2 separate regions of the Homo sapiens genome follow, and region 1 is linked to region 2. The links are chromatin loops, found by intact Hi-C in ENCODE. Cell type or tissue: GM12878. All regions are shown on one strand. Each heading gives the region's core, and the rest is flanking DNA. Links, peaks and the distances in the headings are about the cores only. Region 1 overlaps BCAS1-AS1 (BCAS1 antisense RNA 1). Region 2 has its middle 57 kb from the start of ZNF217.

Evidence for each region. Peaks named below come from ENCODE experiments on the same cell type or tissue, not always from the same donor. Only the 100,000 strongest peaks of a DNase experiment are listed, where the experiment ranks them.
Region 1: it touches region 2 in a loop (3-fold over the local background); 5 of 110 quality-filtered maps call a loop at or near these places.

What each region holds. Positions count from the first base shown.
Region 1 is chr20:53,925,992-53,942,011 of GRCh38, reverse strand. BCAS1-AS1 (BCAS1 antisense RNA 1) reads right to left here. Exons shown (of 5, transcript NR_199019.1): 2 at 4,418-4,649; 3 at 1,414-1,580; 4 at 617-727. Among named protein-coding and RNA genes, the nearest start is that of BCAS1-AS1, 19 kb to the right of the region's middle. RefSeq lists a silencer at 2,948-3,242 and enhancers at 6,499-7,000, 10,940-11,039. In GM12878, for the core only: a CTCF peak has its summit at 7,479; a DNase peak (open chromatin) is centred at 11,531; H3K4me3 peaks cover 2,121 bases; H3K27ac peaks cover 5,382 bases.
Region 2 is chr20:53,643,227-53,659,246 of GRCh38, reverse strand. No RefSeq gene overlaps it. Among named protein-coding and RNA genes, the nearest start is that of ZNF217, 57 kb to the right of the region's middle. RefSeq lists enhancers at 4,104-4,223, 5,996-6,045, 15,829-15,878, 15,919-15,968. In GM12878, for the core only: no CTCF peak of the experiment used is centred there; DNase peaks (open chromatin) are centred at 2,876 and 6,716; H3K4me3 peaks cover 2,923 bases; H3K27ac peaks cover 4,827 bases.

The DNA of each region.
Region 1 (16,020 bases), core at 3,716-11,715, 280 kb before region 2:
GTTTTTATAACTGGTTTCCTATGCTCCTGGGCCAAAAAAGAGAATAGTCTTTTAATGAAATTGCTTTTTTTTAAAAAAGCAAGAAATGCCAGAGAGAAGTAAAGCGCATGACTTACTGGGAGAACTCTAAATTCAGTTATGGCTTAAGAAACAAGTTAATACTCCATTTTTGTGTTTGTGTGTGTGTGTGTGTGTTATTGTTGTTGAGATCCCATTTCCAATGCATTTACAATAAATACTAATGCCCACCCCTTATGCAGAACTAGAGTGAAAAAGAGCTGAAACTCACCAATAAACCCAAGAAAGCCTTTAGGACACAGATTCCCAGAAATGCCATCAGACAGAACAAGCAGTGGGGGAAATAAGCAAAGCAAAGGTGGCACACAGAAAAACATGATTAAAAGAGAAAGAAGAATTAAGACCTGGGGGAGGGAGCAAAAATGACTTTCTTATTATTATTATTTATTTACTTATTATTTATTTTTAGGTACACAGGGAAGTGTGTCTTCTCCCATGTCAAGAAGAAGTGGCCTTTCCAGGAATGGAGCTATTGAGCTGAAATGGCTGCCACTGCGCGTACACACACACACGCGCACACACACACACACACACACACCTCCCTTCCAGTTCCAGCTGACGGTGACTTTTTGACTGGTAACCATAAAAGAATTCATTCAAAAGGGCAGTTGTTCCCAGCAGCCAGTGAGGTCCTTCCTGCATTCGTTGTCTTGGAGAAGGAGGCACATAACAAAATAGAAACCAAAATGGGAAGGAAAAGAGAAAGAAAGTGAAATTCCTGGTCTTTGTTGTATGTATCCCCTTGCTTTTTAGATAAATTATCAGGGGTTTAAACACACACTCTCTCCCCTCCCTCCTCCCACTTCACACACACTAGATTGTTCTTGTCTGTTTGCAAACAGTCCAGAAGCACTGGGGTCTCATTAAATTAGATTCTAAGTGTCTTAAAGAATTAGATTTCAAGAAACCAAGAATCTGTGTCCTTTCCCTTCTCAGAGTGCCTGGAAGGGTGCAGATTTCTCCAATCTGAATCTGACAATGTTATTTCTTATGTCAGATAATCCCAAGTAGATCTTATACCTTAAAAAAATAAAATCAGCTACACTACCTACCTTACAGGGAAGGAAAAAGAACTAATTCCAATTATTAACTAACCCAAGATACAAACACAGGGGAAACTAGGGAATGTGCTTTGCAGCAATGTAAGATTATAGGGGTTGGTTTTAACCATCCTTTGAATGTCCCTCTTTAAGCCTTTTTAAAGGGCAATTTTGCACGGTGAGTAGAATTAGGCTTCTCCGTGGTCAAGATTTTGTTCACTCTATCAGTGCAAATTAAGTGGCACCGGCCCACTGGAAATTATAGTCTCCATTAGGAAGAAAAGAAATTACTTACCGAGCAGCAAATTCTCTAAATTTGTAATTCAGATCTTTAGTGCAGAATGCCGGTCAGGATCCAGCCCTTTGCATAAATTGGTTTTCTGGGGAGTTTAACCCCTTAGCCTCTGTTGCCCTTTTCTTGAATGGCATTCACGCAACCCTCTCCATCTCCTGGCCCTTTAACTGGCCCCGGCAGAAGTTGCAGTCCACAATTTCACAGAAGTAAGGATAATACATTATCACACATTACCGTTTATAAAGTGCTCTGGGTACAATCTGTAATTTAAAGCTGTATTTCCCTCACTGAACTTAAGTGCTTCCTTTGTTACATTTCATTACCGGGGGACTGGCATGCACCTGTATAGATTTTTTTTTTTTTTTTCATTTTTTGTTTTGTTTTGTTTTTCCAAATAAGCACTTCTTGACAAAATGGCCCCCAGCTGCACTTCTGCTAATGACAGCCATGGAAGGGCTGGTTCCTTACGTGATCTACTCTCTCAGAAGCTTGCTTTTGTCAAAATGCAGCCACGTGGGGGAGCTGCAGGACCTGGGGTTTTACAATGCCTAGCCCTTTTTCCCTGATTGCCTAACCGGGAAACTGGGCCAAAGCAGCCTGAGAGTGTATTTGTTGATTAACTTCTAGAAAGCAGTCAAGTTTAATTAGGAGAACTAGAACGAGAAAGCTGAACTGGGCAAGTCAGTTGCCTTCTATGATTCTCAGTCCTCCAAATGAAGATAAGGTTGGTTGGTTTGTGTTTCCATCCTTATCTGCTCTATCTTGGAAGAAGCTCAAGGAAGATTGTGTGATTGCAAAACGTTTCAGTTGGTGTCATTGCAATGCATTTAAGTAATCCTTACTGGCCCATCCTGCTCCACAAAGCAGCCTTACCTCTCATCTTCTCCACTCCCAACTAAAGAGCAAGTGATTTAAACTCTGAGTGTCCTCCCTCAACAATGGGCTAATAATAGAGCCTACTCGTGGAGTTGCTGCCAGCATGCAGTGAGATGGTGCATACCAAACATTTAGTGCAGTGGCTGGCACATTGTAAGCACTTAGGAAAGGCAAGCTATTCTATCATGGGGAACTTTTAGCACCAAGTAACAGAAAACCCCTACTTGAATTGGCAGATAATCGTAACAATAAGGGTATTTATCATTTCATATAATAGGTGTTGTATAACATCTTTGGCTTTGATTCTCTGAGACTCTCTTCCAGCTAACAACGATAATGAGGAAATGTATCGTTTCATATAACTGGTGTTAAGTCTCATAGCCTGGCTCTGGTTCTCTGACACTCCATTCTGCCATGTTCCATGGGTTGACTTCATCCTAAAACTGTGCTGAATGATGGATGCAGTTCCAGGCAAGGGGATTATGGGAATACCATAATCAGTTTCAATGAATCATTTTGGTGAAATCATGTTGAGAAGGCAATACAATGATACAGTAGACAGTAAAGCCATTATTGGTATCAGTGGCTTTAAGGCTAACCATTCCCCAAACTAACTGTGTCCCTTCAATTCACACCCATGGGATTTGTGTAATGACGGCCCCCACCTTCCAAAGCAGTGCCACTAGAATGTGAACTTATCAAGATCTGAACCTTCTTGTCTTGCTCATTCATTGTTCTATTGTCAGTGTCTAGCACAATGCCTGGACATGGTAGATACTCAACAAATATTGGTTGAATGGATAAATTGCTAAACAAATATCCTGTGGCCACACCCATTGTGGATTGCCTTATCCTCTAGTGTGAATTTGTTTTAGCTCTGAATGTCTGATCACCCTAACCAGACATCTACCCTTCCCAGGTAACCAGCCCAGTGGTTCTAAAAGTACAGTCCCAGGACCAGCAGCCTCAGCACCACCTGAGAACATGTTAGGAATGCAAACTCTCAAGCCCCACTCCATACCCGCAGAATCAAAAACTCTTGGGGTGGGACCCAGTAACCTGTGTTTTAGCAGCCTCTCAGGAGGTTCCAATGAAGGAGAAAATTTGAAAACCACTGGTCCAGGTAGAGCTACCACTTCACTGAGCATCAACAGCATGTTTGGTCCAAAGACTGGCCCTGAAGATGCTTAGATAAAAAAAGCTAACATTGAACCTCACTATATGCCAGGTATTGTGTGTCACATGACTTAACTTTGTTCACTGCTTATTTGGCAGCTGAGGAAACTAAGGCTCACAGAGAAAAAAACAACTTTGCCCAAGAACACACATGGCAGAGCCAAGGTTGAAATCCAACCTAAGTACATAAAAGCTTGCTTTCATGTCTGTGGGAGAGACAGGCAGGCAAAAAGATAATAATAATACAATGTAAGAGAAGCAAATGCAGGGTGTCATGGGACTCAGGGGAAGGCACTGGCGCAAGACCACAGTGGGTGGAGGTTGGCCACTTTGGGGAGGTGACAGTTGAGTTAACTCACACAGAATGAATAAGCGTTGGACAAAAGGGCTCCCAGAAGAACAGCAAGTGCAAGAGCCCAGGGTCCACAGAGAGAATGGCAGGTAGCTTAGCATGGCTGAAGTGAGACTGTGAGGAGAACGGATAAGAGGATGGAAGCTGGGGAGGTGGCACAGATGGATCTCAAGGACTTGGAGTAAAAAGTCCATAGTAACGAGTTTAAATTGTCTCTTGACGGCAATGGGGAGCCATGGAAGATATTTGAGCTGGAGGGTAACATAGATTTATATTTTGGCTGCAGGTAGGATCTAATACAAAAGCAATTCAACTAATATTCACTAAGTGACCTGAGTTATCTGTGAGATATTTATTATAAGGTGTTAAACTTCTTTGAAGATTGTAAGAAAGAGATAAAACCTCTAAATGGTTTTGACCCTTCAAAGGACATTTAAATGGTTATTTCTAAGTGTCATAAACATGGACTTGGGATTTGGCCTCATCATTCACCCAGATGATTCATACCCATGATCCCAGGCTGTGAGGTCTTGAGCAAATTACTTCTTCTCAGAGCCTTAGTTTGTTCCTCTGTGGAATGGGAATGCTAACAGCACTTACCTCGGAAAGTTGCTGAGAATAAACGAGACCGTGCATTTAGAGCATGTAGGCACCGTGTCTGGCAGGTAATGAGTGCTCAGTCAGCTTATTGATGAGGATGCAGATGACCTCAGCCTGAGATAGAACAGATGTGTTCTCTTTCATGGACTGAAGGCCACCCAGACTTTGCGACATCCTTAAACTTTGCCCCAGTTTCTCCTTATCCTCATAAGCAGTTGGCTGGCTGGCTTATCTAGAAAAAAGAAAGGAGGGAGGAGAAAAAGCAAAGAAAAATGTTCATTTTCCCTGCTGTTCACCCCATTCTAAAGTAAGGCAGAATTTCTGGAGAGGGGGCTCAGGTCCACCCTTGGCTATCCTTGGTTGTACAGTTGCATCTACTTATAACGGTGGCCAAGTCGCCATGGCAGTAGGTGCTGTGGCTGCCCTGCCCCATCGTCTTCAGACTACCCGAGTTTACCTGCAGCACTGACAGCTTCCCACCCCAAAACTCCTCGTTCTTTGCTTTTCCTCTCGGTGGCTTTCTCCAGGGGCTGTAGGAGCTTGTTTAGCCCACCTGCATGGCATTTTGAAAATACCTGAAATTTTATGCCCCGAAGGACAATTCTCAATCAGTGAAAGATGGGAGAGGAAAGGTAAACACCTCAGCTGCCCCATCTCTCAGTGGGACAATGTTGAGGGGTCGTCTTTGTGTTCTCTCAAGGGTCCTCAGCAAGACCGAGCCACCCGTCACCCACAGCAGTAACATACTCATGAGCACGCCCCCCCACCCCACCTTTTGTGCTTCCTGGGATCACTTCCCAAATAAACTACTTGCACCTAAGTTTTTGTCTCAGGGTCTGTGTCTTAGGTTAAAAACCTCTGTGTCGGCCAGGCGCGGTGGCTCACGCCTGTAATCCCAGCACTTTGGGAGGCCAAGACGGGTGGATCACCTGAGGTCAGGAGTTCTAGACCAGCCTGGCCAACATGGTAAAACCCCATCTCTACTAAAAATACAAAAATTAGCCGGGTGTGGTGGCAGACGCCTGTAATCCCAGCTACTCGGGGGGCTGAGGAAGGAGAATCCCATCTCTACTAAAAATACAAAAATTAGCCGGGTGTGGTGGCAGACGCCTGTAATCCCAGCTACTCGGGGGGCTGAGGCAGGAGAATCCCTTGAACCCGGGAGGCAGAGGTTGCCATGAACCGAGATCACACCATCGCACTCCAGCCTGGGGGACAAGAGCGAGACTTTGTTCCAAAAAAAAAAAAGAAAAATCTGTGATCTGTGTCTTAGGGTTTTCTCGGGAACCTCTATCCCATGACAAGGAGCTGAATAGAAGGACATTAATATGGGTGCTAGTTTTAAAGGTACTGGAAGAGTTGAAAAGACAACCATGGGGCCGTGAGGCCCACCCGGAGATTAGAAATAGAACATGGCACATGTATACCTATGTAACTAACCTGCACATTGTGCACATGTACCCTAAAACTTAAAGTATAATTTAAAAAAAAAAAGAAAGAAAGAAATAGAAATAGGCTACAAAAAGAACCACCACTAGAGACACACAGCCAAAGGGAAGAGGTGATGCTTCTGGAGCTAGGGAACCCGGCACCCTGTGGGAAATAGAACCCCATGTGGATGGGGGTGAGGCTGCTTGAGGGTAGCTGGAACCCAATGGAGGCTTCTGCAAGCAGTACCTTTTTGTTGACTGGAGGGAGGAGGCAGGAAAAATACGTGTCAGTGCCGCCCACTGGCTGAACTTAACCAGAAGCCAGTTGGTAATGGAACCTGGGAAATGCAGTTTGAAGAGAAGCTTGGAAAAATGATCTGAGAGTAAACATACAAATACCTAGCACAGTTGGTGGCTTTAAGAGGAGAAAAAAGGGAAGGGAAGGGGAGGGGAGGGGAGGAGAAGGGAGGGGAGGGAAGGGAAGGGAAGGGAAGGGAAGGGAAGTGAAGGGAAGGGGCAACCTTGATTAGTGTCCCACCCCCTTCCCTGGCTCTAAATAAATGAACATGTATGCTATGGTCATGCTGACATCCTTGTCTCCTCCTTTATCTTCAGAAGAGAGCAGTAGCTATGAACACAGGCTCTGGGTCCAAACAGCCTTGGTTGCAATCCCAGTGGTGCTACTTGCTAGCCACGTGGCTTTGAGCAGGTTCCTTAACTTCTTCCAGCTTCACTTTCACATCCATAAAGTGGAGACACTAGTAGAATCCACCTCACTGAGTTGCTGTGGGGATTTAACGATGTATTCCATGCAAAGCACAAAATGAGTGTCTAAGAAATGTTCATGCTTATGGAAACAGACTGTTCTTTGAGTTTCAATCAGCTTATTCAAGTTCCTGCTAAAACATGTTTCTTCTCCTCTTTACCACTCACACCTCCAACTTCAATGTCTAGAATCTACCCCTTGTCTCTACTTCACAGTCTTTAAAGTAAATAAATAAATAAATCTTTCTATTTTCATAGAGGTTCTGTGAGAACTGAGGAGAAACAGCCTTTCTCCTCCCCTCTGGGCTCACAACCCTCTCTCCGCATCCCCTGCCCCCTCCCTATCTTTGCTGGCCAGTTGTTCACAAGTAGCTTAACAGTTTTGAGAATACAAAAACAGGAAATTATGCCCCAGCCCTAAGACTAAAAAACTCATGTGCAAATCCTTCAGTGGACAGATTTCTTCAGCTTTCAAAAACTAAGGCCTTGAAAAATCAGGTCCCATGGCCAAATTTTCTGGATTTGCTTAATCATTTCCTTTGCAAATTTATAACCTCTTTAACCATGAAGAGAGATGGTGAGAAAGGGGGAGGCGGGAGTTGAAAATGTTTTAAGTTAACCGCAAGACAGGACAGGAAATTCTGGAGGGGTGTGCATTTCTCTTTAATCCCTTAGTGGCAGAGAGGCCTAAGATAGCAGCTCTGGAAAACTATTTATTGTCCCAGAAATGACCGTTCTGGGATATTGTTTTGCTGTTGATATTGACCCAGAGGAAAATGTGGCAGCCTTCTTCATTCAGTGGCTTAACAGAGAATAGAAGAGCAGGGAAGGCTCTGAGACACCCCGGTCTGATCCTTTACTTGACTCATGCAACAGACACTTATTGAGTGGCTGCCCTGCCCTCCAATGGATAGAGAGGACTGAGACAGCCTCCCAAAGAGGTGAAATAACTTCCTCGCTTTTTCAATGCCATTTGAAAAGTTAAGGAATCTACTGGGGGCTGTCTACTAGAAGAATCTAAAATAGGTGATCCAAAGCTGTTTTATTATTAAAATTCCTGAAAGACAAAAAGAAGTGACTTTTTTTTTTTTTTTTTTGCCCTTCCTTCTCACTTTCTGAGTTTTTCTTGGCTAATCGGAGTTATGTACTTTTTTTAACCTTTAAGGTAAGTTCCTGTCTTTAGCAGTGGTTTTTATTTGAAGCCAGGGCCCAACCCACTTATGTTGATCCAGCAAATGAAATGGAATGGAACAGAATGGAATAGAATAGAATACAACAGAAAGCTCATGGTGCATCACGGGTAATATGGTTAACATCCATTAGTGGAAGGTTTGTTTTGATTACTAATGTATGTGTATAGACTCAAAATGTATTTCTTATTATGATTTGTAATAAGAAAACTTTAAAAGCCTCTGATCTTTAATATAGTTCAGCAGCGAAAGGTGTGGGATCTAGAGTCTACTGGCATGAGTTTGAATGTCAGCCTGTCACTCTGACCGGCTGTTTGATGTTGGACAAGCTGATTATCCTCTCTGAACCTCACTTACTTAAGGGAAATACAACACAATAAAGAGAGATATAAAGTGAATATTGGATATCACAGTGTCTGAATTTCTGGGGTCATTTATCTGCAGAAAATGCCATCCTGCCCCCTATATCTTTCCTTTGGCCCAGCGTTCTGCCAGTTGTCTAGGGTCTACTCACCTTAGGTAAAGCTACTTCCTCTATCTTAACCTCTCTTGATTTGATCTCCCTTCATTCCCTCTACCTCCACTTGCTATCTCTAACATCATCTGTGGAAAACCAAAGCCATTTAATATGTGAAATTTCTCTTGGGAAAAATGGCTACATAGTTGCAGACCATCTTACCTACTGAGTACAAACATGAAAGCTAGACAAATACCTCGAAGGCATCCTAAAAGAGAGATGCAGTGCTCCACTTCAATTGAAAGCAACAATAAGACTGACAGCTGATTCAGCAGAACTAATCAAAGTCTGAGGACAAACTCCTTAAAAAAAAAAAAAAAAGATAAGATGGAAAAGAAAAAGAAAGAAAAGAAGAAAGAAAAACAAAAGGGGTTTAAAAAAAACCCTGCCAACCTATAGTTCTACACCCAGTAAGAAATAGCTATCAAAATTGAAGATTGCTATGTTTTCAGATAAACAAAAACTAAATTCTATATTACCAGCAGGTCCTTACTAAAAGAAATACTAAAAGATACTCTTTAAGAAAAAAATAAAATGATCTCAGATGGAAGAATAAAAACATAGGAAAGAATTAAAAGCAACAGAAGGACAAATGTGTCGGTAAATCTAAACGAATACCAACTCTATTAAAAGATCATAATAATGTCTTCTGGGATTTAAAAAATATATAGAAGGCCAAGTGTGGTGGCTCACACCTGTAATTCCAGCACTTTGGGAGGCCAAAGTGGGTGGATCACTTCAGGTCAGGAGTTTGAGACCAGCCTGGCCAACATGGTGAAACCCCATTTCTACTAAAAATACAAAAATTAGGCAGGCATGGTGGTGCATGCCTGTAATCCCAGCTGCTCGGGAGGCTGAGGCAGGAGAATCACTTGAACCCGGGAGGCAGAGGTTGCAGCAAGCCAAGATTGTGCCACTGCACTCCAGCCTGGGCGACAGAGCAAGCCTCCATCTCAAAAAGAAATAAAACATAAAATAAAATAAAATATATGTAGAGTTCAAATACATGGTAGCAATAACACAAAAGGTAGTCAAGAAAAAAACGGTACTAAACATGTTCCAAATTATTTTATTGCCTGAGAGCTAGCAAATGTACTAATTTTATTAGACTCTGATAAGTCAGGAATTATCATTGTAATCTATAAGGTAATAAAAAATATAGAAAAAACAAGCTAATAGGAGAAGCACAATGATTGAAAAAAGACCTCATTAATTTAAAAGGTCAGAAGGGAGAAAAGGGGGAACTGGTAAAAGTTGAAACTAATTAAAATAGTAATATATTAATATTGTGATAGTACTATACTAATAATTACTTTAAGTGTAAATAGACTAAATATTCCAACTAAAAGACAGATTTTATGCTAAATTAAAAAAAAACCCAAATATAATCTTCTTACAAGAGATAAGACCTAATATAAGCACACAGAAAAGATGAAAATAAAGATAGAAACAGATATTTCATGAACATACTAATCAAAAGAAAGCTAGTGTAGCTATTCTAGTATCAGATGAAATACACTTTAAGAAAAGAAACAATATAAAAGGTAAAGAGGATTATCTTATAATAACAAAAAGGGTCAATCCTACAAGAAAAAGCAATTCTAAATCTACAGTACCTGCTAGAATAGTTTCAATATACATAAAGCAGAAACTGCCAGATCTAAAAGGAGAAATAAATCCACAATTATAGAAGTAGGCTTTAACCTATTTCTATCAGCAACTGATAAACAAAAAGATAATTTAAGTCAGTAAGAATGGAGAAATTTTGACCAGCACTATTTACACACTCAGCCTAACTGACATTTGTAGAACAAACCAACCAATAACTGCACACTACCTCTTCTTTTTCTAAGTGCACACGGAACATTTAACAAAAGTTGTCACATGCTGGACTATGGAGTAGGTCTCAACAAACTTCAAATGCTAAAAACACACAATATGTTCTCTGACTACAGTGGAATTAGCTAGAAACCAATAACTAAGGATAAGAAAATGTCTAAATAATTGAAAATGAGGCAAAGCAATCCAAATAGCTCATGATTTAAGAGAAATCACAGTAGAAATTAGAAAATATTTATTTGACATATCAAAATGTAGGATTCAGCTAAAGCTGTGCTTATAGGGAAATGTTTATCTTTAAATACACATATTAGCTAACAAGAGAGGAAGAAAATCAATGACCTAAGCACACACTTTAGAAAATTAGAAAAATAAAAGCAATCAAACCTAGAAAAATTAGAAACAAGGAGATAATAAAGACAGTTATGAAAAGAAAATAAATGTACAACAAAACATCTCTTTGCAGAGATGCAACACCTCTTATTGATAGATTAACAGACCTACCATTCATTTGTTCATCCATCCTTGCATTCGTTCATTCATTGAATAAATATTTACTGAGAATCTATGCTGTGGATAAGGCACTGTTCTAATTTCTTAGAATAAAGAAGTGAACAAAACAAAGTTCTTCCCTTCAAGGAGCTTATATTTTGGTACAGGAAACAGGCAATAAACAAACAACTAGTGATAAGATGTCAAAAACTGGAATATGCTATTAGTAAATGAAAAAGTGGAGTAATACCGAGAAAAGGGCATGTGAATTTAGTTGGGTTGATCAGGGAAAGGCTCTTTTAAGATGACATTTGACCACAGAGTTTCATAGACTGGGGAGTGAATCATGCAAATATGAGGAAGAAAAGCATTCCAGACAAAAGGAAGAGGTACTGTACAAGCCCTAAGGTGAATGCACATTTGACACATTGAAAAGAGCTCGTGTGCCCTTGGATAATGTTGGACAGGCTGTCAGAAACCAGAAAGACCTTGTAACCATGATGGTAAGACCTGGATTTTAGCCTGAACTTGATAGGAAGATGCTAGAGCATTTTGGGCAGGGAAGTGACAGAATCTGATCATTCATAAGACCTGCTTTTCCATTTCTCTTCCAAGTAGGTTAATTTGTCACTTTCCTCCCTGACAGGCTTTAAATTCTGTAATTCAAGTTCTATTAGCATGATTTTCCAAGGAAAAAGCAAACTTTCTCCATAAATACATCCTCCTGCCCTCCTGCCAGGAGAGAGAGGGCTTCAAGCAGCTTTTCTAAGAGCGATTTTTTTCACCCCATGATAGTTGGATGTTAGGAAAGTGACAGAGACAGAACAAGTCATAAACATCACTGAGGTCTGAGGTTGGTTGAACAGGTGTATGTGAAAACCCTTAACCCCACCAGGAAGGACGTGTGACTATGAGGAGGGAGTAAAAATATGATGAAACTGTTAGTGGACTTTCTGTTCTGAGCTCAAGAAACATTTCCACCATGCAAGCAAGTAGAAATGTAAATGACACTTCAGAGAAGAGTTTCCAGTCAAAGATATGGGTGCAGTAGCCTTCAAAAGACAGTGATCATTTCAGCAACAATTTTCAACGCAACCTCCCCAGTACAGCCTACAGTCATGTTTCTTCGGGAAAGGGCAACGCATTCTGCTAAAACTTGAATTTGTTTCCAAGATTTAAACACCAGAAAAATGCATATGCAAATTCAGATTTCCATGTTCTCTTGAAATATTGGAAGTTGGGGGATCACGGACAAAATATAGGACACCAAATGACCCTTCCCCTTTGCTGGGGCTTAGTCTCACTTTTACACAATCCCCACAGAACTCTTCTTACCTGCTCAGCCCCCAGAGCTGTCTGCAGATATGCTCTCTAGTTTAAGAAATGAGGTTGATGAATTGGGGAAGAGAAAGCACCTTTCTCAAAGCATTTCCCAGAGGACCACCAATCCTATAAGGTATTCTAAGGGATATAAAGCTTCACATTGTGCTAGGCAGAATTCTAAAGTGGTCCCCAAGATTGTCCCCTCCTTGACCTGGTGTACATGGCATCCATAATCCCCTTACCTGGAACATTGGCTGGACCTTTGAATTGATGAGCTTTCACTACTATGATTAAGTTACATGACAAAGGTAAAAGAATGTTGTATCTAAGGTCCCCAGTCAGTTGACTCTGATTTGATCAAGAGGAAGTTTATCCTGGGTAGGCCTGGTTTAATCAGGTGATCCCTTAAAAGGAACTAGGGAAGCAGCAGCAGACGTTGTCCCATGGCTTTGTATGGGACACAAGACAAACTGCCATGCTGTGGAGAGAACAACACAGCGGCCAACTAGGAGCTCCAGGAGCTGAGTCCCTCAGTCCTACAACTGCCCAGGAACTGAATTCTGTCAAAAACTAGTGGGCTCAGAAGAGGACCCAGGCCTCAAATGAGATGACAACCCTGACCAACATGTTGATTTCAGCCGAGTGAGACTCAAAGCGAAGGACCCATCTAACTTATACCCAGAGTCTCAAACTGTTAGACAGTAAATGGGTATTGTTTTAAGTGACTAACTCTGCAGTGATTTGCTACATAATGATAGAAAATCAATACACCTGTGTCCATTCAACAAGATTTAATGAGAGCACCTACTGCATGTTACGTGCTGTTGTAGAAACTGAAGATGCACAGAGAGCGAGGCTGACAAAGTTCTTGCTCTCCTGGATCTTACAGTCTAGCTGCACAGAGAGCGAGGCTGACAAAGCTCTTGCTCTCCTGGATCTTACAGTCTAGCGGGGAAAGTCAGATAATAAATAGGAAAAACAAAGGCCGGGCACGGGCGGCTCATGCCTGTAATCCCATCCTTTGGGAGACCAAGGCAGGCAGATTGCTTGAGCTCAGGAGTTTGAAACCAGCCTGGGCAACATGGCAAAACCCCATCTCTACTAAAGATACAAAAAAAAAAGGCCAGGTGCGGTGGCTCACGCCTGTAATCCCACTACTTTGAAAGGCTGAGGCGGGCGGATAACCTGAGGTTGGGAGTTCGAGACCAGCCTGACCAACATGGAGAAACCCCGTCTCTATTAAAAATACAAAACTAGGCAGAGCACGGTGGCTCACACCTGTAATCCCAGCACTTTGGGAGGCCGAGGCGGGCAGATCACGAGGTCAGGAGATCGAGTCCGTCCTGGCTAACATGGTGAAACCCTGTCTCTACTAAAAATACAAAAAATTAGCCGGGCGCCTGCAGTCCCAGCTACTCTGGAGGCTGAGGCAGGAGAATGGCGTGAACCCAGGAGGCGGAGCTTGCAGTGAGCCGAGATCGCGCCACTGCAGTCTGGCCTGGGCGAAAGAGGGAGACTCCGTCTCAAAAAAAAAACAAAAAACAAAAAACAAAACTAGCCAGGCTTGGTGGTGCATGCCTGTAATCCCAGCTACTCAGGAGGTTGAGGCAGGAGAATTGCTTGAAACCGGGAGGCAAAAGTTGCAGTGAGCCGAGATCCCGCCATTGCTTCCAGCCTGGGCAACAAGACCAAAAACTCCTTCAAAAAAAAAAAAAGATACAAAAAAATTAGCTGGGTGTAGTGGTGTGTGCCCTTAGTCCCAGCTACTCAGGAGGCTGAGATGGGAGGATTGCTTGAGACTGGGAGGCGGAGGTTGCAGGGAGCTGAGATGGCATCACTGCACTCCAGCCTGGGCAACAGAGCAGGGTCACACGTTTGACCTTCAGTGGTCACACGTTTTTGGGTTTTTGTTTTGTTTTGTCTAACAAAAAACAAAAAACGTGTGACCACTGAAGACTAAGCAGGACAGAATATAACTTCGTCATGCACACTCCTGAAGGTTATATTAATAGATTCTGGGTTACTGACTCTAAGTAGCAGAAACTAATCAGCAAAGATAATTCAAGAGGTTACATAAGCAAAAATAATAGTAATAAATAGGAAAAAAGAGATATCGTTTTATTAATGTTGATAAATGCCACACATCCCAAAATACTAAGTCAGGGAAAGAGGACGGGATGTTATGGATAGCCAGCGACAGCTTCTCTGAGGAGGTGACATGGAGCATGAACCTGAAGGACAAAGGGAGCAAGCCCTGGAGGAATCTGAGACAACATCATGGTTTGAAAACACCCACTGTTGTCTTTCTCTTGAGGATCCCCAGGACACGTGAGGATACTAAAGGTTCTGAGAATCCCTGCAGTAAATAACCAGTTGCAAGTTGCTGAGCCCAGTGCCCCTGAACTTATTAAAACCTGTGATTCCACGAATTAGTCATCCTCTTCACAAACTTTGTAAAATATTGGATCAGCGGCCGGGCACAGTGGCTCACTCCTGTAATCCCAGGTATTCAAGACCAGCCTGGCCAACATGGCAAAACCCCATCTCTACTAAAAATACAAAAATTAGCCAGGCGTGGTGGTGCCTGCCTATAGTCCTAGCTACTCGGGAGGCTGAGGCAGGAGAATCACTTGAACCCGGGAGGCAGAGGTTACAGTGAACCGAGATTACGCCACTGCACTCCAGCCTAGGTGACAGAGTGAGACTCCATTTCAAATATGTGTGTGTGCGTGTGTGTGTGTGTGTATATATATACACACGCCCCATATATATATATACATGTATGTATAAGATCAGGAGCCAAATCCCCGGGGAGCACCTATTTTAGATGTGAAGGGAAAAAGCAGATAGAAATTGGTCCAGAGAAAGAGGTGAGCTTCCAGTGCACCCTCCACACAGCGGCCAGAATGAGTCTTTTAAAATTTAAGTCAGATCAGCTCCAAGCCTTCCAATGGAAGAAACGGGGAGAGGAGTTTGGAGGCTGTTGCTGTCACGCAGCTCAGTGATGACTGGAATTTGACTGAGGTGCTGCTGCAGGATGGTGAGGAGTGATCAGATTCTGGATTTATTTAGAAGATGGGGCGGGTGGGGTTTGCTGTTGGACTGGATGAGGGTAGGAGACAAAGGCAGGAGCCCAGGTTGATGATGAAGGACTCGGGGCTCTGAATCAGGAGCGGCTGATTCATGCTGTGTAGTTAGCATTTTGGAAAGGTAGGGGTGTGTGTGTGATGCAGTCAGATGGTAGTCAGGAGCATTTACATACGTGAGTCAACCTGGGAGTGAACTTGTGTCCAACTGAACATGAAGCAATTATTCAAAGTTGGTTTCCGGAATATTCCCAGGGTGAAATAACTTCCTGTGTTTATCACTGCCTTCTCAGTTGAAGTGTTTGCTTGTCTAGTGAACTGAGTTAGCCTTGTCTGTTGAAACTGGCAGTGGTGGGGCATGTAGGAAAAAAAAATTCTATGAAAATCTCAGGGAGCTGACAGACACTTCTAAAAGAAAAGAAAGTGAACAACATTATCCCTGGCCTCTTTTATGAGAGGGGAATTGATTGATTTATTCAATGCCTGATTGAGTATTGCCTATGAGTAAAGATTTAGGGGAGTGATAAATCAGAAAAACACAGAACACCCCAGTATAATGGGAGGGAGCCACTCCAAAGGCCAAATGTCGAGAAAATACTATAGGAGCTGCCACATGCATAACTGTATTGCAGACCCCTGTGTGATATGCTGGAAGTCTTGGTTAAGAACATGGATTCCCACTGAGCTAAGTGGGAGAGCTTGTTCAAGCTAAGACACTGAGCTAGAACATCCTGTCTCAGTTTCTTCACTATAAAATGGGCGTGGTGCTATTATGGTAATAATGGCGTTGTTCTATGGTGATAATACCATCATCATGGAAGTAAATCAGATACAGACACACACTGCTCAGAGCAGTGCCTGGCATCAAGTTAGCACAAAATCAGCATCTGCAACGTTTATTATGACGCTGTTTCAGACATGTATTTTTCTTTATTATGAAACCACAACGTATTTTTAAACG
Region 2 (16,020 bases), core at 2,675-10,674:
GGATCACTTGAGGTTAGGAGTTCCAGAACAGCCTAGCCAACATGGCGAAACCCCATCTCTATTAAAAATACAAAAATTAGCCGGGCGTGGTGGCACATGCCTGTAATTTTACACCGAGCTACTCAGGAGGCTGAGGCATGGGAATCCCTTGAGCGTTGCAGTGAGTCGAGATCACACCACTGCACTCCAGTCTGGGCGACAGAGCAAGACTCTGTCTGAAATAATAATAATAATAGTAATTACACATACAGAGCAACCTTTTGAAATTTTAAGTGACTGTTTTCTACAGCTGTGTACTGTTTGGCTTGAAAACCTAGCTTTGTCTAAGGAAAAAAACCGAATTACCAAAATCAACCCAATCCAGGTGCTGTATTTACACCTGAAAGTATTGCTTTTCTTTACCTGCTTGCTTGATGTAATATATATTAAATAGCCACTGTGGAAAATCACGGGAAATTTTAATATTTTCCTCAGAAGCTTGTTAGTTAATCCAACTCTAACCCGGAGAAAGTTGCTGCATTAACAGTTTCTCAACAGACAAAAAATGGCCACGAAAACAATGGCTAGTCTTTATTTGGGGCTTACTCTACACCAAACATACACATTAGCATATTTGGCCTCCGTAATGCCGCTTAAGGTTTGATACCATTGCTATACCCATTTTACAGATGGCAAAACTGAAGTGTGAAGAGGTACCCAAGATCACACAGCTTTGAGGGGCAGAATGGGGATCCCAATGGAGAAAAGCTGTGACTGTTTAAAGTGTCATTCAAAGACTACATTACATCATAGGAGAATCCAGCTATAACTTCCCTTATCACATTTTAACTGGGAACCGCATAATTGTGCCATGAATAGTGCACCTATCTTACATAGATGGTCTTTAGCAAGAGCGTGAATTTAAAGTAGGAAAAACATTAAATGCCCTCAAGAAAGATGACTAAAAGATTTGAAGAAACTGAGGGAGTGTCAGCTAGGGTAAGGTTTACTTAATTGGAGATTTAGGGGATAAGTATAAAAAGAAAGTGTTAGCCTATACCTGGCACCCCAGAAACATCGATGTAGTTTAGCTATCCAGATCATTATATTAGTGTCAGGATTAATCTATTTCTCCCTACTTTTAATTTTTTTAAATTTCTTTTCTTCTTTCTTCCTTCTCCTTCCCCCTTCTTTCTTCCCATATCAAAAGGACTAAATGTTAATCCACTCAAAAGACCTGATTGGCTATAAATACCATATTTGCATTCCAAAAGAAAAGAATTATTGTGCCACAGCTATTGAGGGTAGGTAATGAGGATCTCAGTCCTCCTAAGCTCCTCTCCTCCTCACCTCTCTGCCCCCTCCCATCTCAAGCAGCTGTTTGCTCTCCCTTTCCCCTGCCTCCCCCATCATCCAGAGGAAGCACATGTGGAAGAAATTCATGGAGTCCTGAGCTCAAAGTCATTGAGGTCTATTTCAGTGAATATTATAGAATATAACACGAATATTACAGATTGTTAAGTCTCCAATTGTTCTACGTGGTTGCAGACCCCTCCTGGCTGGAATCCAGGTTCCACTTTTTTTTGTATATGGACATTCCTATTTGTTCATGGAGAAAGTTTTAAAATACTCTAGTAACCTAAAACAGAAAATACACTTTGAGAAAATTACTGTAGGTTTAATTTATACAGGACTTGAATTACACTTCTTCTTTTTTTGTTTTGTTTTGTTTTGCTTTTTGCTTTGCTTTGATTTTTTTTTTTTTTTTTTTTTTGTGGTTTGGTCCTAAAGATTCTACATATGTGTATTATCTGATTCAGATCCCACTGCCATTAGCTGCAGGGAAACTCCATTCTTTGAATGGCAGCTTATTGCTTTCTGTTGAAGGGCATGTCTGTCCCTTTCAAAGTAATATGAAAAACACAAGCCATTTTTGCTTTCTTGAAAGCACAATTCCAGTGGCTTTTTAAATAACTAAACTTCGCTTTGGGCAGAAGCAAAAAATAATAATAATAATAGCCTGCATTTATTCCATAAGATCTCTAGAACTTTAGAGCGGACAATTTATAACAACTTGGTTACATTTTTTGTTTTGTTTTGTTGTTTTAGGTAAAGTTGGTGCTTTCAACTACTTCAGAAATCCTTCTATTGGTAGTGTGATGTTTCCATATGACCTTTCCAAATCTTTTATAATGATGTGAGCTTTGTTGTATATGTGAAATCAATCAAGAAGCAGGAATATGTTAGTGTATTGCCTGTATTTTATAGTTTTTCTTTCTCAGGCACGTTATTTTTAGAGGACACAGATTAAGCAATTTGTTTCTGAATTAAAGTATTGCTCAATCTGTTTGCTTTCTTAAGAATTGCCTTAAACCACTAAACTATGTATGTGTGGGATTCTGGTTTTGAGCAAGTCAGTAATGAACTTTTAAAGTTCAGTCTACCAAGATGAGTCAATGTGATTGATTTATTAATTAGCAAAAGCCATCCTCTGAAATTACCTTGCATTAATCACAATTCATGCAAAATATATCCAATGAGTCTTAAGATGTGGGTTTGACAAACTATCCTTTCTTCAGAGACTATAGTCAATTTTAATAACCTTTGCTGGATAAATCATTAATGTTCAGCCTGAAATGATGAGTGGCTGAGGAAATTCCAAAAAGTACAGCAGGCCTATTCCTCCAGCAAAGCTGAAAACTATGTAAAATGGAGACAAGACGGCTGGGTAAAGCAGGAAACAAGATTCTGACAATTCTGGATAGTCTAGTATTTGCTGCCACTTGCACTAAAGGAATTGACTCTAATTGGATTCTTCTGAGTCGAGGGCTGATAAAAATACACAGAAGCAAACGTGTGGGGGAAACCCAAACTGCCAGAAGCCAATCTTTTAAAGGACAGCTAATACCTGTCCAGGGCCAAAATAAATGAATCCATTGGCTAAAAAGGTTGGGCTGACTAGTCATTTGGACTCCTGAACATCATCCTCTTTTGCATGCTCCAAAACCCCCGTGTTTGCAAAATCAGATACATTCAACTAAATTAAAAATCGTCTTCCAGTGGACCTATTTTACAGATGAGGAGACAGAAACCCTCAAGGTTAAGTGCAATATTTATTATGTGGCAAATTCAAGACCAGAATACAAAGATCTTCAAGCAAGCTAAATAACTTCTCTCAGCCCAAGTATCCCTTTCTATAATGATAGAGCTGGAATAAACAAAATTGTATGGTTTCCAATTCTAAAGTGTTGTGGTTTTAGTATCTGGATTCCAAGACTACTTTCTCAATAACCTCACTGTGTGTAAGTATTTACGTATGGATAAACATATAAAAATATATATGTGTGAAAATATACAGTGAAAATTCTATAGGAACAAAGTTTAGAGGACTCAGGTTTAAATGATATATATATGAACAAATTTTTAAAACGTGTATAATATGTTCACTTCCTATTACATGTGGGTTTTTTTTTTTTTGACCTACTGACTACATTAAAAAAAAAAAAAAAAGGAAGCCAGATATTTCTGGAGATGTTAAATTCCCCATTCTTTAGATAAAATGAAAATGATTTAGAGACATATGGTGGATTTTTAAAAAATCCACCTTCTCCTTTTATTGGAAAGATTTAAATATCTCTAATTGTATTCGAAAAATGCTGAACCGTATCAAACCCAAGTCATCAAACAGTGAGTTTTAATCAATTCATCTCCTAAAGATAGTTCACTGCTGGTGGAGTGTGATTCCTGAATTATCTTGTGAGCCCAAGTGATTAATCAGAAATGAAGGCAGGGCTAAGCTTCAGGGAGGTTTCACAAAAAGGCAGAAAATGTCCATAGATAATGTTATTGGGGGAAATTCTCTCCCTTCTGGAGGTGCTCAACATTTTATTAAGGAAACTACAAAACTCTCTTTCATATTAATGAACTATCAAATACTTGGGGTTATTAAAGGGAAAGAAAGAGAGCAAGAGACAGAGAGAGAGAGACCTCTGTCTTAGACTAGGAAAATCCTACACGTATTAGGAGAAGGAGTAGTTTGGGAAGACAACTCTTGGAAATGAGTTTACTGCTTCCTTAACTTCGAAACTCTTAACTCTTGATCAGTCAACACTTAGCCAGTTTCGGTTCTGTAATTAAGGAAGTAAAACCCTGAATCCGGAGCGCTCCTGGTGAATCGTGACTGGTATCTGCCCAAGTTTCCCTCTGGCCAGGGATCCTCACTCAGCATTCAAAAAGGAAAGCTGCGTTCGCGGTTCTTTATTACTTATATATTTATTTTGAGGGTTTTTTTATTACTTAATTAGTTATTTTGAGATGGAGCCTCGGTCGCCCAGGCTGGAGTGCAGTGACACAATCTCGGCTCACTGCAACCTCTGCCTCCTGGGTTCAAGCAATTTTCCTGCTTCAGCCTCCCAAGTAGCTGGGATTACAGGTGCATGCTACCACACCCGGCTAATTTTTGTATTTTTAGTAGGGACAGGGTTTCTTCATGTTGGCCAGGCTGGTCTCGAACTCCTGACCTTAGGTGATCCGCTGGCCTCAGCCTCCCAAAGTGCTGGGATTACAGGCCTGAACCACCTCATCCCACCCCGCGGCTCTCTAAATGTTGTACTCTGAACAAAAATATATTTCGGGGAATGTTACCTTTTAGAATGAACTAATAGAGTGATTGAACTTAATTTAACTTTTTCCTTTTGTTTTGAAGGCCTCTAGGGAAGTTGATAAAGTTATAATTTATCGTTTTGCAAGGGACATTCCAGAAAAGCAGTTTGTTTAATTTTTTTGTTTTTAAAGACAAGCAAAGGTCATAGAGACCAACTCAACTTTTTTTTTTTTTTTTTGAGATGGAGTTTCACTCTGGTTGCCCAGGCTAGAGTGGTGCAGTGGCACGATCTTGGCTCACTGCAACCTCCGCCTCCCAGGTTCAAGTGATTCTTCTGCCTCAGCCTCCCAAGTAGCTGGGACTACAGGCACACGCCGCCATGCCCAGCTAATTTTTGTATTTTTAGTAGAGACGGGGTTTCACCATATTGGCCAGGCTGGTCTTGAACTCCTGACCTCGTGATCCGCTGTCCTTGGCCTCCCAAAGTGCTAGGATTACAGGCGCGAGCCATTGTGCCCAGCCCCAACTCAACTTTTAATTTAACTTTGGGAAGGCTGTTTTGAAAAGAGGGGTTATTTTTTAAAATTTGGAGTCTTTGGATTTATTTGTCAAAAATACATAGTTTAACAAATAATTTTAAGTATATAATAGTACAGAAATGTACTCTTTTTTGTAAAAGACAATATGGAGTAAAAGGTTTATGAAGAAATTGATTTCATAAGGGACATCTGAAACTAATCAATGAGTATCCTCAATCCAAAGTCGGGGCGGTGGCTCACGCCTATAATCCCAGCAGTTTAGGAGGTGGAGGCAGGCTGATCACCTGAGGTCAGGAGTTTGAGACCAATCTGGCCAACATGGTGAAACCCCATCTCTACTAAAAATACAAACGTTAGCCGGATGTGCTGGCCCATACTTGTAATCCCAGCTACTTGGGCGGCTGAGGTACGAGAATCACTTGAACCAGGGAGGTAGAGGTTGCAGTGAGCCAAGATCGCGCCACTGCACTCCAGCCTGGGAGACAGTGAGACCCTGTCTCAAAAAAAATCAAAACAAAACAACAACAACAACAACAACAAAAATGCCCCAAGACAGGTCCAGGGAACTGGATGGTAAATTTCCAAGTAGAAACACCCTAATCCTGAAACCAAATTCTCAGTCCACAACTTGCCGTATGCCTGAGCTCCATCATTTATTTTTTAAATTGATTTTTTAGCAACCAGCTGAGGCCTCTGCTTCCTTCAAATATGCAACTATCATAGTTACTTCCTTCTACTCCTTCCCTCCCGTGGGCCCAGAGGGCTAACACAAAAATTTCCCCCTTGATAAATGCTGATAGCAGTGTGAGAACAGCTGCTTTTCCCCAAGCTTGGACAGGCCTTTTCTCAATTTTAATATGTATCGGCCCTTACTGACTAACCTCGGCTTTGCAAACCCTTGCTTGGCTGGAAAGACTTACCTCCTGCAAAATAGAATGGTGGTGTTAAGAATTTTAGCTTGCAGATAAACACATTTAAATGCAGTGATAGCTCTTGAACATTGCACTCCCAATTTAATCTTTAATTTCTCCCAGATACACAGTAAACTTGAAATGGTCTTTAAAAATAAAGACTAAAAAAATTAAAAAGCACTAAAAGCTTTAAGGATACATGTCCAAATTACCCTGTAAAGAGTTGTTACCAAACAAAACAAACAAAACACCACGTTCACAGAGATTAATTACAGGGGACCTAAATTGAGAACTATCTAGTATCATAAATGATCATGATAACCAACAAAACTGAATTAGCATCAGTTTGAGACCTCACAGTTAAAGAAGGAAATAGACAAAAAAAAGTCTACTGTTTGAAAAGTGTTTAAACATTGACTGCTGTGAAAAGGGGTATAAAAATAAAACCAAAGAGATGGAAGAACTGTTTTCTGTGTGCAGTGGGAAAGTTTACACAGTTGACAAGCTGTCATGTGGGGATGTCCCAGCAACATTCAAAAGTCTATTTCCTTAGATCAAAAAGGACAGACACAAGCCCAATATTTATATTAATATCTGTGCTCGTTGGTCATAGTCCCTCTTCCCCAGAGTAATTATATGCTGCATCCGTGGAGCAATGTGTCTAATACCTTAATTCTCTGAGTACAAAGACCAGTGGGGTCATATGACGTTGCTATATTTAGAAAAGGACCTGCTTTCTGTTTTGCGCAACTCTTAACAATTTTCTGCTCTGAAGAGAGTTTCAAATGTACATTGATCTTTCTCATATCGTGAATGAACTGAATTAGCACCTGTTTTCAACTGCCACGATACTTATTTTAAAAAAGGGGAAAGAGAAGTCTGTGTACTCTTAATTCAACAAGGGACATGGGAGGTGTAATTTTTTTTTCTGCCTTCTTCCACAGAACTTAACCAGAAAGCAGTGATATTTACCAAATTTTACAGAGGCTAAGGTAGGTACTGTACAACTGAACAAAGCAACATGTGGAATGGTGATTATATCCCACGGTGATTTAGATGAAAATTTTCCAAAAACAAAACAAAACAAAACAAATACTACTAATGTTGGGAAGAGCTAACTCATGTAACTACGCAAAGTAACTGTGAATAATTAACTCTAAAGAAGCAGAAAAATAATTTATTAGTTACAGAAATGTCTGTGTAAGCCCCTTCCTCATAAAATACCTGGAAATAATAATGATTGTTTAAATGAACAGGTTTTGTTTTCTTTTTTTTTTTTAAATCATAAACATCAATTGACTACAACAAGTCCAATCCGTTTGGAAGCATGCTTGCCATCTATCAATATATTTTTTTTAGTAACCAAAGGTTAATTTTATGTTGATAAAATGAAATGTACAATAAAAGTTAGAAAATGTATAAACTTTTTTTTTTTTTTTTTTGAGATGGAGTCCCGCCCTGTCGCCAGGCTGGAGTGCAGTGGCACAATCCCGGCTCACTGCAACCTCTGCCTCGCGGGTTCAAGCGATTCTCCTGCCTCAGCCTCCCTAGTAGCTGGGATTACAGGCGTGTGCCACTATGCCCAGCTAATTTTTGTACTTTTAATAGAGACGGGGTTTCATCATGTTGGCCAGGATGGTCTTGATCTCTTGACCTTGTGATCCGCCCACCTCGGCCTCCCAAAGTGCTGGGATTACAGGTGTGAGCCACCGCGCCCGGCCGAAAATGTATAAACTTTTATGTGCAAAGAGTATAATAAACATATGTAATGATAATAGCTTAATTTTTTTAAAAAAATTTTTTCTTTTGCAATGGAGTTTTGCTCTTATTGCCCAGGCTGGAGTGCAATGGTGCGATCTTGGCTCACCGCAACCTCCGCCTCCCGTGTTCACGTGATTCTCCTGCCTCAGCCTCCGGAGTAGCCGGGATTATACGCATGTGCCACCACCCCCGGCTAATTTTGTATTTTTTTAGTGGAGATGGGGTTTCTCCATGTTGGTCAGGCTGGTCTCAAACTCCCGACCTCAGGTGATCTGCCCGCGTTGGCCTCCCAAAGTGCTGGGATTACAGGCATGAGCCATCGTGCCCGGCCTATAATAGCTTAATTTTTTAAACTTTTATTTCAATAACTTTTGGGGTACAGGTGGTTTTGGGGTTACATAAACTCTTTAGTGGTGACTTCTGTGATTTTAGTGCACCCGTCACCCCAGTGCATGCTGCACCCAATATGTAGACTTATTCTCAGAATATTCTTTTTTTTTTTTTTGAGACGGAGTCTCACTGTGTCGCCCATGCTGGAGTGCCCTGGTGGGATCTCAGCTGACTGCAACCTCCGCCTCCCGGGTTGAAGCTATTCTTCTGCCTCAGCCTCCCAATTAGCTGGGATTACAAGCGCTCAGCCGCCATGTCCAGCTGATTTTTGTATTTTTAGTAGAGACGGGGTGTTGGCCAGGCTCGTCTCCAACTCCTGACCTCAAGTGATCCGCCCACCTTGGCCTCCCAAAGTGCTGGGATTACAGGCATGAGCCACTGCACCCGGCCCAAATATTATATTTTATCAATTCTAAAGTGCACTTTAGTTTTTACATTTTAATATAACTAAAATCAATATGTATTTTGCAGTCAATGGCATCTTGCTATTATTTGAAAACATTTATTTAATAGTCCGTAAAATAATGGAACATGCCCAGATGCAGTGGTTTATGCCTGTAATCCCAGCACTTTGAAGGGTCAAGATAGGAGGATCGCTTGAGCCCAGGAGCTCGAGACCAGCCTGGCCAATATAGTGACAGAGACCCCAACTCTACAGAATAAATAAATAAGTAAATAAAATAATGGAAAATCTCACAAATGGTGACGTTTTAGGTTCGACAAAATACAGTAACTAGCCCATTTAGTTTTCTGAAATTTTGATGTTATTGCTTAAATATTTGTTCTGTGGTACACAACCGTAGGATTAATAATATTGATGAAAATAATAAAAGAGTAATAAGCATGTATTGAGCTCTTCCTGTGTGAAGTTCTGGACAAATCCTCATAAAGCCTTAAAAGGCAGATACTAAGCTGGGCGCAGTGGCTCATGCCTGTAATCCCAGCACTCTGGGAGGCCAAGGCAGGCAGATCACGAGGTCAGGAGATTGAAACCATCCTGGCTAACATGATGAAACACGGTCTCTACTAAAAACACAAAAAATTAGCCAGGCATGGTGGCACGTGCCTGGAGTCCCAGCTATTCGGGAGGCTGAGGCCGGAGAATTGCTTGAACCTGGGAGGCTGAGGTTGCAGTGAGCCAAGATCACGCCACTGCTCTCCAGCCTGGGCGACAGAGCAAGACTCTGTCTCAAAAAGAAAAAAAAAAACAAAAACAAAAACAGGCAGATACTAGGCCAGGCACGGTGGCTCATGCCTGTAATCCCACACCTTGGAAGGCCCAGGCGGGTGGATTATCTGAGGTCAGGAGTTCGAGACAAGCCTGACCAACATTGTGAAACCCTGTCTCTACTAAAAATACAAAAATATTAGCCGGGCGTGGTGACAGGCGCCTGTAATTCCAGCTACTCAGGAGGCTAAGGCAGGAGAATCGCTTGAACCCGGTAGGCGGAGGTTGCAGTGAGCCAAGATCTTGCCACTGCACTCCAACCTGGGCAACAGAGGGAGACTCCGTCTCAAAAACAAAAAAAGGTAGATACAATCCCATTTTATCCCATTTTGCAGATTAAGCAACGGGAGCAGAGAAACTATTGCAGGGCTCACCTTGCCATCCTTACCCTAATATCAGTTCTGTCATTATATAAAAGTTTGATATTTTGTTCATCATGGGCTGTTTGCATTTATTTTGATTTTTTTTTTTTTTTGAGACACAGTCTCACTCTATTGCCCAGGCTGGAGTGCAGTGATGCAATCTCGGCTCACTGCAACCTCCATCTCCTGGGTTCAAGTGATTCTCCTGCCTCAGCCTCTTGAGTAGCTGGGATTACAGGCACGCACCACCATGCCTGTCATTTTTTTTTGTATTTTTAGTAGATCCGGAGTTTCACCATGTTGGTTAGGCTGGTCTCGAACTCCTGACCTTGTGATCTGCCCGCCTCAGCCTCTCAAAGTGTTGGGATTACAGGCGTGAGCCATGTTGCCCGGCCTATTTTGATTTTTTTTATTTTTCTTTTTGAGATGAAGTCTTGCTGTGTCACCCAGGCTGGAGTGCAGTGAAGTGATCTTGGCTCACTGCAACCTCTGCCTCCCAGGTTCAAGCAATTCTCCTGCCTCCGCCTCTTGAGTAGCTGGGACTACAAGCGTGTACCACCACGCCTGGCTAATTTTTCCATTTTTAGTAGAAACGGGGTTTCACTATGAGGGCCAGGGTGGTCTCAAACTCCTGACCTCAAGAGATCCGCCCACCTCGGCCTCCCAAAATGCGGGGACTACAGGTGTGAGCCACCATGCCTGGCCTATTATTTTTTTTTGAGTCAGAGTCTTGCTGTGTTGCCCAGGCTGGAATGCAGTGGCTCAATCTCGGCTCACCACAACCTTCGCCTCCCAGGTTCAAGCGATTTTCCTGCCTCAGTCTCCCGAGTAGCTGGGACTACAGGGGCATGCCACCATGCCCAGCTAATTTTTTTTTTTTTTTTGACATGGAGTTTTGGTCTTGTTGCCCAGGCTGGAGTGCAATGGCACGATCTCAGCTCACCGCAACCTCTGCCTCCTGGGTTCAAGTGATTCTTCTGCCTCAGCCTCCCGAGTAGCTGGGATTACAGGCATGCACCACCATGCCCGGCTAATTTTGTATTTTTAGCAGAAATGGGGTTTCCTCATGTTGGTCAGGCTGGTCTCAAACTCCCGACCTCAGGTGATCCGCCCGCCTCGGCCTCCCAAAGTGCTGGGCTTACAGGCGTGAGCCACTGTGCCCAGCCTAAAGTATTATTTATATAGGCCCAGTGCAGTGGCTTATGCTTGTAATATCAGCGCTTTGGGAGGCTGAGGTGGGAGGATGGCTTCAACCCTGGAGGTTGAGACCAGTCTGGGCAACACAGTGAGACCCCATCTCTATATAAATAATTTTTTAAATAAAACATTGAAATAATTAATTAATTAATAATTAGCCAGGTGTGGTGGTGCACCCCTGTGGTCTTAGCTACTCAGGAGGCTGAAGTGGGAGGATCACTTGAGCCCTGGAGTTCTAGGCTGCAGTGAGCTATGATCGCACCACTGCAACTCCAGCCTGGGTGACAGAAGAAAAAGAAAAAAATCGTATATATATGTATAATTTATGTAAATCACTGAGTTTTTGGCATCGTCGAAATATTGTGCCTGGCCCTGGGTCAAGAACAAAAATTATGATTCTGGTTTTCTGACCTTAGGCCCCGTTTCCTTCAGAGCAATTATCACGATTATTAATAATGAACTTGTTTGCTCTCTTGATCGCTTTCAGCCTTTCTTGACTAAAACATACACTCCAGGAGAGCAGGGAAAATGTTCATTGTCAGGGGTTAGAACATAACCCGCTAACAGGGCACGGTTGCTCATAACTATAATCCCAGCACTCTGGGTGGCTGAGATGGGCGGATCACTTGAACCCAGGAATTTGAGACCAGCTTGGACTACACAGCAAGACCCCCATCTCTACCAAAAAATAAAAAATTAGCCAGTTGTGGTGGCACATGCCTATAGTCCCAGCTACTGGGGTGGTTGAAGTGGGAGGATCACTTGAGCCTGGGAGACAGAGGTTCCAGTGAGCCAAGATTACGCCACTGCACTCCAGCCTGGGCAACAGAGCCAAAAAAACAGAACCTGCTTTCATACTTTTCAACAAATTAGCCTCGAATACCTCCGAGATGTCATATTAGGTGCCAAATACAGCTGTGAGCAGGTTTCTGTCCTCTTGGGGTTACTGTCTTTGTATAAAAAAGTAAAAAATAATAATAATAAATCCATGGCCAGGCGCAGTGGCTCATACCTGTAATCCCAGCACTTTGGGAGACCAAGGCAGACGGGTCACTTGAGGTCAGGAGTTCCAGACCAGCTTGGCCAAGCTGGTGAAAGCCTGTCTCTACTAAAAATACAAAAATTAGCTGGTCATGGTGGTGCACACCTGTAATCCCAGCTACTCGGGAGGCTGAGGCAATGAACCCAAGAGGTTGAGGCTGCAGTGAGCCGAGACCGTGCCACTGTACTCCAAACCTGGGCAACAGAGTGAGACCCTGTCTCAAAAAAAAAAAAAAAAAAAAAAGAGAGGGAGAGAGAGAGAGAGAGAGAGAGAGATGAGGTCTCCTTACGTTGCCCAGGCTCATCTGGAACTCCTGGGCTGAAGGGATCCTTGGCCTCAGCCTCCCAAAATGCTGGCATGGGGGAGCCACTATGCCTGCTGCTCTTGGGAATTCTTGAGTGTTGCCTCTGGTTAAGTTCTACTTAGAAGTTAACATTCTCCCCAAGGCCAGGAGTGGTGGCTCACACCTGCACCTGTAGTCCCAGTAGTCCCAGCTACTCAGGAATCTAAGGCAGGAGGATCAACTGAGCCCAGGAGTTCAAGGCTGCAGAGCTATGATCATGCTGCTGCACTCCAGCCTGGGCGAGAGAGTGAGACCCTGTCCCTATTAAAAAAAAAAAAAAAAATTCTCCCTTACAAACAAAATGCTCATTGACTGTAATTAGAAGTGCCCACGCTGGGGACTGGTATGGCACAGAGCTCTACTTTGAACTGATTTTCAGCTGGAGTGGTGAGCTAATGATATCTCGCTCCATTCTTTTTCTGCCCTCTTTCTTCTTTTTTTTTCTTTTATTTTTTTTTTGAGATGGCGTCTCGCTCTGTCACCCAGGCTGGAGTGCGGTGGTCCCATCTCAGCTCACTGCAACCTCTGCCTCCCAGGTTCAAGCGATTCTCCTGCCTCAGTCTCCCGCGTATCTGGGATTACAGGCACTTGCCATCATGCCCAGCTAAATTTTTTTTTTTCCTGTAGAGACAGGGTTTCACCATTTTGGCCAGGCTGGCCTCGAAACTCCTGACCTCAAGTGATCTGCCTGCCTCAGCCTCCCAAAGTGCTGGGATTATAGGCGTGAGCCACTGCGCCTGGCCTCTCCCCTCTTTCTTCCTCTGCCTCTACCCCATGATGCACCAACCAGTATTCAGGACCCAATTTTATTTTGTGTCTGCTCTAAAAGCTAACTTTACCAGGGGTTTAGGCCATTAAAACACATTATTTGAAGTTTGCAGAATGCATTTACATTTTATGATCATTACAGCTTCAAAAAAAAAAGATGGTAATGTTGGTTTCCTTTCACATTGACCAACTTCTCTTCACATAAATACAAGCCAGTTGAATGGCATTCCAATATTACATAATTATTTGCACTCTAACTGAAATTACGGAATACTGAAAAAGTAGATTGGGATTATTTTAAATTGAAACTGTGCCCAAAGTTTTATTACTTATCAACTTTCTCTGAATGCTATATCATGACAATTATATTTTATTGTCATGAATTATGTTAACTTCATATTTCACAAAGCACACACTACATGTGCAAGGCCTTTGCTGAACCCAGGGAAAGGAAGAATGATAAACAGAAGCTGATCTTTGCCTTTGAGTTTACTTAACATATAAATAGCAGGTATCTTCCAGATGCGAGTAACTGTACTAAATACTTTAGATTAGGGGTCAGTAAACATTCTGCAAAGCATCAGCTAATACCTGTTTTAGGCTTTGAGCGCTAGAGGCTTTGTCTTAACCGGAAGTAGAACAGAGGCCATTGCCAATATGTAAATGAGTAGGCTCAACTGTGTTCCAATAAAACTTTATTTACAGAAATAAGCAGCTGCCCAGATTGACCTAGATGGCTGAGACCTGCTTTCAATGGATTGTCATCCATCTGTCACAGCCCACTCTTTTTTTTTTTGAGACAGAGTCTTGCTCTGTCGCCCAGGCTGAAGTGCAGTGGCATGATCTTTGGCTCACAGCAACCTTTGCCTCCTGGGTTCAAGTGATTCTCCTGCCTCAGTCTCTAAGTAGCTGGGATTACAGGTGCGCGCCACCATGCCTGGATAATTTTTGTATTTTTAGTAGAGACGGGTTTCATCATGTTGGCCAGGCTGGTCTTGAATTCTTGGCCTCAGGTGATCTACCCATCTCAGCCTCCCAAAATGCTGGGGTTACACTGCGCCCAGCCGCACAGCCCACTCTTAAGACTAGCACTATTATTATTATTATTATCATCATTTCATTTCATTTTATTTATTCTTTTGAGACATAGTCTCATTCTGTTGCCCAGGCTGGAGTGCTGTGGCCTGATGTCGGCTCACTGCAACCTCTGCCTCCCAGGCTCAAGTGATTCTCATGCCTCAGCCTCCCCAGCAGCTGGGATTACAGGCACCCGCCACCACACCCAGCCTGGGCGACAGAGAGAGATCCTGTCGAAAGAAAGAAGAAAGAAAGAAAGGGAGAAAGAAAGAGAAAGAGGGAGGGACAGAGGGAGGGAGGGAAACCACCTGAATATTTGTGTTAGCTTAAACTCAATTTCAGCTGTAATCATGGAAATCAAATTTATATAAGAAAATATCAGATTAATTCAGTTTTCATACACACATTCACTCGAATTTTTAAATTTCATCAATTGATTTTAGAAAAGAGCAGCATAGTGAAAAAAAGTGAAGAACTATATTCTTGCCAAATTTATACCTAAATTTTACTGAAATATTAATTAGTTTTTTTTGTTGTTGTTTTTGTTTTTCTGGAGACAAGGTCTTGCTTTGTTGCCCAGGCTGGAGTTCGGTGACAATCTTGGCTCACTGCAGCGTCAACCTCCCAGGCTCAAGAGATTCTTCCACCACAGCCTCCAGACTAGTTGGGACTACAGGTGCACACCACCACAACCAGCGATCTCGGCTCACTGCAACCTCTGCCTCCTGGGTTCAAGCAATTCTCCTGCCTCGGCCTCCCTAGTAGCTGGGATTACGGGCATGCACCACCATGCCCAGCTAATTTTGTATTTTTAGTAGAGACGGGGTTTCTCCATGTTGGTCAGGCTGGTCTCCAACTCCCTACCTCAGGTGATCCACCCACTTAGGCCTCTCAAAGGTGCTGGGATTACAGGTATGAGCCATTGCGCCTGGCCCATTTTTCATAAGAATTATAAAATTGCATTGTTTCTGACATGGGCGTAATCTATGATCTGCCTTCACCAAAAACATGCAGAGGAAAATAAAATACATATTTTTTATTTTTAGTTTCTCTGCTCTTTTGGCTTTATTGTTTGAAATCTTTTTATTAGTAATAGGTATGTTTGGTGTTCACTTTTTCCATACAGTGCATTAATGTGTGGTTTAAATACAAATTTAAGTGCAAAATTATAAGACAGTAGCCTGGAAAGGCCCATTTGGGCAGATGTGGCTTATTAAAAATCCCAGCTGGGTGCAGTGGCTCACCCCTGTAATCCCAACATTTTGGGAGGCTGAGATGGGCAGATCACCTGAGGTCAGGAGTTCAAGACCAGCCTGACCAAGATGGTGAAACACTGAGTCTACTAAAAATACAAAAATTAGCTGGGCATATGCTGGGCACCTGGAATCCCAGCTACTCAGGAGGCTAAGGCAGGAGAATCCCTTGAACCTGGGAGGCAGAAGTTGCAGTGAGCCAAGATCGTGCCATTGCACTTCAGCCTGGGTGACAAGAGCAAAACTCGGTGTCAAAAAAAAAAAAAAAATCACAATTTTTGGGTTTCTTTTAAAACTTAAAAATGGAGGATGAATTTCCAGCATCCTGCTACTCGGACGGAGGAAACAGAACAGGAACAAAGCTGAAGTGAGCTAGGCAGGCCGAGGGAACCTCTGGCTGCCTCCCATTGCTGCTGCACGCAGGTAATGCAGCGGTTCATAGCCTGCCTTCCAGCCCTGGTGTTAGACGACTTTCAGTTACAGTATTGTGGTGAATCATTTCCTTCCAAGGCTCAGGGTGATCTATCACACGGGCGTGTTGTCTAGATTTTAACAACAATATGAGCA